Linked DNA regions of Homo sapiens: region 1 is linked to region 2. Evidence: read pairs that join two places in POLR2A ChIA-PET (ENCODE). Cell type or tissue: MCF 10A. All regions are shown on one strand. Region 1 overlaps HOGA1 (4-hydroxy-2-oxoglutarate aldolase 1). Region 2 overlaps MMS19 (MMS19 cytosolic iron-sulfur assembly component).

The links. Peaks named below come from ENCODE experiments on the same cell type or tissue, not always from the same donor. Only the 100,000 strongest peaks of a DNase experiment are listed, where the experiment ranks them.
Region 1: POLR2A ChIA-PET joins it to region 2 with 5 read pairs; 1 of 35 experiments calls an interaction of 5 or more read pairs at or near these places.

The regions. Positions count from the first base shown.
Region 1 is chr10:97,595,547-97,598,046 of GRCh38, reverse strand. The region is part of intron 1 of HOGA1 (4-hydroxy-2-oxoglutarate aldolase 1); the gene reads right to left. Among named protein-coding and RNA genes, the nearest start is that of C10orf62, 7.1 kb to the right of the region's middle. RefSeq lists an enhancer at 1,481-1,775. In MCF 10A, no CTCF peak of the experiment used is centred here; DNase peaks (open chromatin) are centred at 1,196 and 1,866.
Region 2 is chr10:97,474,963-97,477,462 of GRCh38, reverse strand. MMS19 (MMS19 cytosolic iron-sulfur assembly component) reads left to right here. Exons shown (of 31, transcript NM_022362.5): 6 at 47-116; 7 at 500-628; 8 at 719-780. Among named protein-coding and RNA genes, the nearest start is that of MMS19, 22 kb to the left of the region's middle. In MCF 10A, no CTCF peak of the experiment used is centred here; a DNase peak (open chromatin) is centred at 1,372.

The DNA of each region.
Region 1 (2,500 bases), 120 kb before region 2:
GAGTTCCTCTAGAGTTCAGATACTTTGGTGTGTTAATTGCTGAGTCATAGCTATGTGCACCTTCATCTGTGACACATTTTTTATGTATTTACTTTTTCTTTGAGGGTCTCACTCTGTCACCCAGGCTGGAGTGCAGTGTCACAATCACGGCTCACGGCAGCCTTAGCCCCCCAGGTTCAAGTGATCCTCCTGTCTTAGCCAGCTAGGATTACAGGCATGAGCTACCATGCCCAACTAATTTGTGTAGTTTTTTTTGTAGAGATGGAGTTTCACTATTTTGCCCAGGCTGGCTCGAATTCCTGGGCCCAGGTGATCCTCCCACCTTAGCCTCCAGAAGTGCTGGGATTACAGTCATGAGCCCCCATGCCTGACTGTGCGCCACATTTCTAATCAATCAGTGTAGACCTCAGGAGCAGCATAGAATGTCATACATGCCAAATCATGGTATTGTCAGAACAAATTTTTGCCAACTTTCTGGGTGAAAAGTGAATCTCATTGCTTTATTTTGCGTTTTCCTGTTTTTATCAATCACTTACTTGGGATATGTCTAACCAGTATACCTGTACCAGTTACAGGTGAGCCACAGTGCCCAGCCCGCTTAACTTTCTCTTTCTTCTTCTTTCTCCTCTCTATCCCACTCCATTAAAGAAAAAAAAAATGGCAGTAGTTTACAAACACAGAGTACAATACAACAGGATTCTTAATTAATAGAAGGATATTTGGGCCTGTAATCCCAGCACTTCAGGAGGCTAAGATGGGGGGATCACTTGAGGCCAGAAGTTCGAGACCACCTTGGGTAACAAAGTGAGACCCTGACTTTACAAAAAAATAAAAAATAAATAAACCAGGTGCATTTGAAGCTGCAGTGAACTATGATTGTGCCACTGCACTCCAGCCTGGGTGACAGAGCAAGACCCTGTCTCAAAAAAAAAAAAAAAATTGGAGGCTATTTGGGAGAAGGAAATGAAAATAAGGCCACAAGCAGTATTGGTATACAAAGTTCCTGCCATATAGTTGTGAGAAATGAGCCAGAAATTCGATGTGGAGTTTCCTGATAGCCAGAGCTAAAAGGGAAACATGGTCAGCTAACAGACATGTAGAACCCAAAAGATAAAAGCAAAGCAACTGCCCCGGAGAAACACAGAGTTTCCTGGCACTGGGACCAAGAGAAATTGTTCCTGTGAGTCATCCTTCAGGGGACACTGTGTGATGTAGACTCCACTTCATTCCACCAACTTTTTCCATGCTGTTCACTACACCGTCAGATTCCAGAGTGAGTTGCCAGGATATCAGGATATCTCTCATTGGATATTTAGCTGCTTTTTTTTTTTTTTTTTTGGTAGTTATTTTGCATTGGTAACATTGCAGGGAACGTCTGGAGGCACACAGCTTCTCGCTCCTGTGGGATTGCTTCTGGGGGATTGATTCCTGTGTGTCAGGCTAGCAGCCCAAGGAAGGGCCTCCCTGTGTCTTGCTACATGGGGCTGCAGTGCTCTCCGTAAAAGCTGCCAGCCCTGGGTGAGGACTCCAATCTAGCTACGATTGGACCAGCACCCTCTGACTAAAGAGTCAAAGATCAAACTCTTGCCACTCTCTCTGTTCCAATACCAAAGTCATCTTCCTCCCCAACCCTGCCTGCCGTCCTGGGCTGGGGCAGGTTCTTGCTGCGGCCACTGATTCAGCCACCATCACCCTCTTCCTTCACCTCTCATCCTGCTGGTCAGTTCCAGGGGCCCTACAGGTGGAGCTGGTCTAAACAGCAGGACAGCTGAGGCTTGCACTCTGGGAGTCAGAAGCAGACACTGTGCTCAAAGCTTCTATGACACAGCCCTCTCTTCTGTCTCATTGAAGGGGGCAACTGACTCATGCCTGACTCCCAAGAAGGAAGAAGTGCCTGGCTGGAGAAGAGGGAGTGTGGCGTAGTCAGGGCAGCACTAGACTCAAGAGTCACCTCTGGATATTGAACAAGTCACATCACATCTTTGAGTCTGTTTCCTTTTCTATGGGATGACAGTGAAATCATTTCAATCCTAGCTTATAGGACTGTTTTAAAGGATAAGAAAATGTCCCAGAAATCTGTGAGTGGGTACCCCAAAGAGCCCCTCCTTCACCCTGGTTAGATGTCCAGGTGTGAGCCTGATGTGTCCCTGTTAGTGTAGAGAGGGGGCCAGAGGAGAGGAAAAGGCCAGGATCTCCAATGAAGCAGGGACTGGGGAAAAAGCAGAAAAGCAGAGGGCTCACAGAAGAGGGGTCAGATGCACAGGCCCTGAAGTCAGAGAAGCCCAGGCTAACTCAATTAAAAAATAGTGATGATATTAGTGCCTTTCTCAGAGTTTTGTTTTGTTTTGTTTTGAGACAGAGTCTCACTCTGTTGCCCAGGCTGGAGTGCAGTGGTGCGACCTCGGCTCACTGCAGCCTCTGTCTCCCAGGCTCAAGCAATTATCCTGCCTCAGCCTCCTGAGTAGCTGGGATTACAGGCACCTGACACCATGCCGGCTAA
Region 2 (2,500 bases):
GTATTCTTTGAGCATTTTCTTCACTTCTTTCTCCCCCACCCCCAAGTCCCTGCCACAGGTGGACCGACACACAGTCTACAATATCATCACCAATTTTATGCGAACCCGGGAAGAAGGTAAGAGACAGAGCTTTCTGGGAAATGTCAAAAGCAAGCACATCCTACTTTTTCCCCTATTAGTAGGACTCATTTTACCTGGGGTTATATAGAAGAGCTGGTATCCTGAGAGAGAATGATAAAGGGAAAGAGGGGGTCTGCTCCCTCCCAGTGAAGTAAAGAAAGGGTAGAGTTTGTTTGAGCCAGTGTTTTAAATTCTTGCCTCCACAGCAATGTGTATATTGTTGCACATCTCTTCACTGAGTACTTTCTTGGAATGGAAAAAGGGTCAGCCCTGAAGAGAAAGGGGAGGCAATGATAGCAGAGGGAGAACACAGGCTAGGAGAAAGCCCACACTTTCTGTGCTGTGGGACAGTATAGTAACCTTATTCTCTCCTTCCCAGAGCTAAAGAGCCTAGGAGCTGACTTCACCTTTGGCTTCATCCAGGTGATGGATGGGGAAAAGGATCCCCGTAATCTTCTGGTGGCCTTCCGCATCGTCCATGACCTCATCTCCAGGGACTATAGCCTGGGTATATCGTGGTAGCCATGATTAGCTCATTGGAGCTTTATCAGATGAGTGAAGCTGATAAACCAACCTCATTTTTTCTCTGTTGCCACAGGACCCTTTGTGGAGGAGTTGTTTGAAGTGACATCCTGTTATTTCCCTATCGATTTTACCCCTGTAAGTAGCACCTTCATTGTTTGATCATATATTTATTGAGTGTCTGCTATGTGCCAAGCCCTGTTCTGGGCACTGAGGGTACAGGTCACCAAAATAGACATCCCCGCCCTCATTATTTTATATTTTAATAAACTAGGAAATGGAAAAGCATTTGACATATGAGGAATGATTCAAAGCAGCATGTATTGGGGGGAATTCTTAAGCTCCTTAACACTGTATTTAGTGCTGAAGGCTACAGGATTGCAAAACACTGTCCCTGCCCTTGAAGGCTGAAACATTTAAGTAACAATAGGAGATTAGGTAGGAAAATGAGTAGTACTATAGCTGTTCAGAGAAGACAAAAGTTCAGTGTGAGCTAGAGTAGGCAGGAACTGACTTCACAGTTAAGATAGGATTTCAGCTGGTTTGTGAGGGATGCAGAAGATATGATTCTGGAGTTGGACAGGGCATCTCAGGCTATAGAAACAAAGTGACAAAACAAAGAAGGCACAATTGTGCACAGTGTACAGAAGGTATTTGCTCTGACCCTCTTGGGCCTTCCTCCCATTCTGCAGTTGAGTTCCCTTCTACTGCCAAATACTCAAGAGTTTCATCACCGTGTGGGTGTGTGTGCTGCAAGCATTAGTGGTTTGAAAGAAATAAAAGGCATTCTATTGCAGCATGCCAAACAGCATATTGACTCTCACTGCCTTTATAATGACACCACCATCTTTGCTGTAGGGAATTTCTTACCAGCTTATTTCAGTTGACATTATGTTACTGGGGACCACCTGTCTCCTGAAATGAATCTTTTTATCTCTTTCATAATCAGAATTCTTATTCTAACCCTATACCCTTGAAATCTTGAAAGATCCTGGTTTAGCTCCCACATTCTTCTGTTTTTACTTTGGTTTTTTTGGTGTGTGTGTTTCTTTTTTGTTTGTTTTGGTTTGGTTTTTGCTTTTTTGAGATGGAGTCTCGCTCTGTCTCCCAGGCTGGAGTGCAGTGGTGCGATCTCAACTCACTGCAACCTCTGCCTCCTGGGTTCAAGCAATTCTCTGCCTCGGCCTCCCAAGTAGCTGGGATTACAGGCGCCCGCCACCATGCCCGGCTAATTTTTTTTGTATTTTTAGTAGAAATGGGGTTTCACCATCTTGACCAGGCTGATATTGAACCCCTGACTTCGTGATCCAACTGCCTCGGCCTCCCAAAGTGCTGGGATTACAGGCGTGGGCCACCATGCCCAGCCTTTACTTTGTTTTATTTTGTGTTTTGTGTTGGTTTTGAAAAGATAATTCATTCACATGATTCAAAGTCCAAAAGGGTGAGAAATCTCCCTACCATCTTTTTTTCTCCATAATCAACCAAGTTATCAGTTATGTTTGTATCTTTACAGAGCTTTTTCATCTATATGTAAGCAAATGCTTTTACCACCACCCCCCTAAAATCAATGTGTGCACATGCGGGCATGTACACACACACACACACACACTTCTCCTGTACTTTGCTTTTTTCACTGAACACTATGTCTTGGAGAGTGTTCCACGTCAGTATATAAGTTAGCTCTTTCATTCTTTATGGCTGCATAATATTCCTTTGGCCGGAAATAATGAATAATTTCACTAGTCCTCTGTGGATTGTTGCTAATCTTTTGCTGTTATGAGCAGTGCTACAACTTTCATACATATGAATATAATGATAGAATAAATTCCTAAAAGAAATCGCTAGGTCAAAGAATATG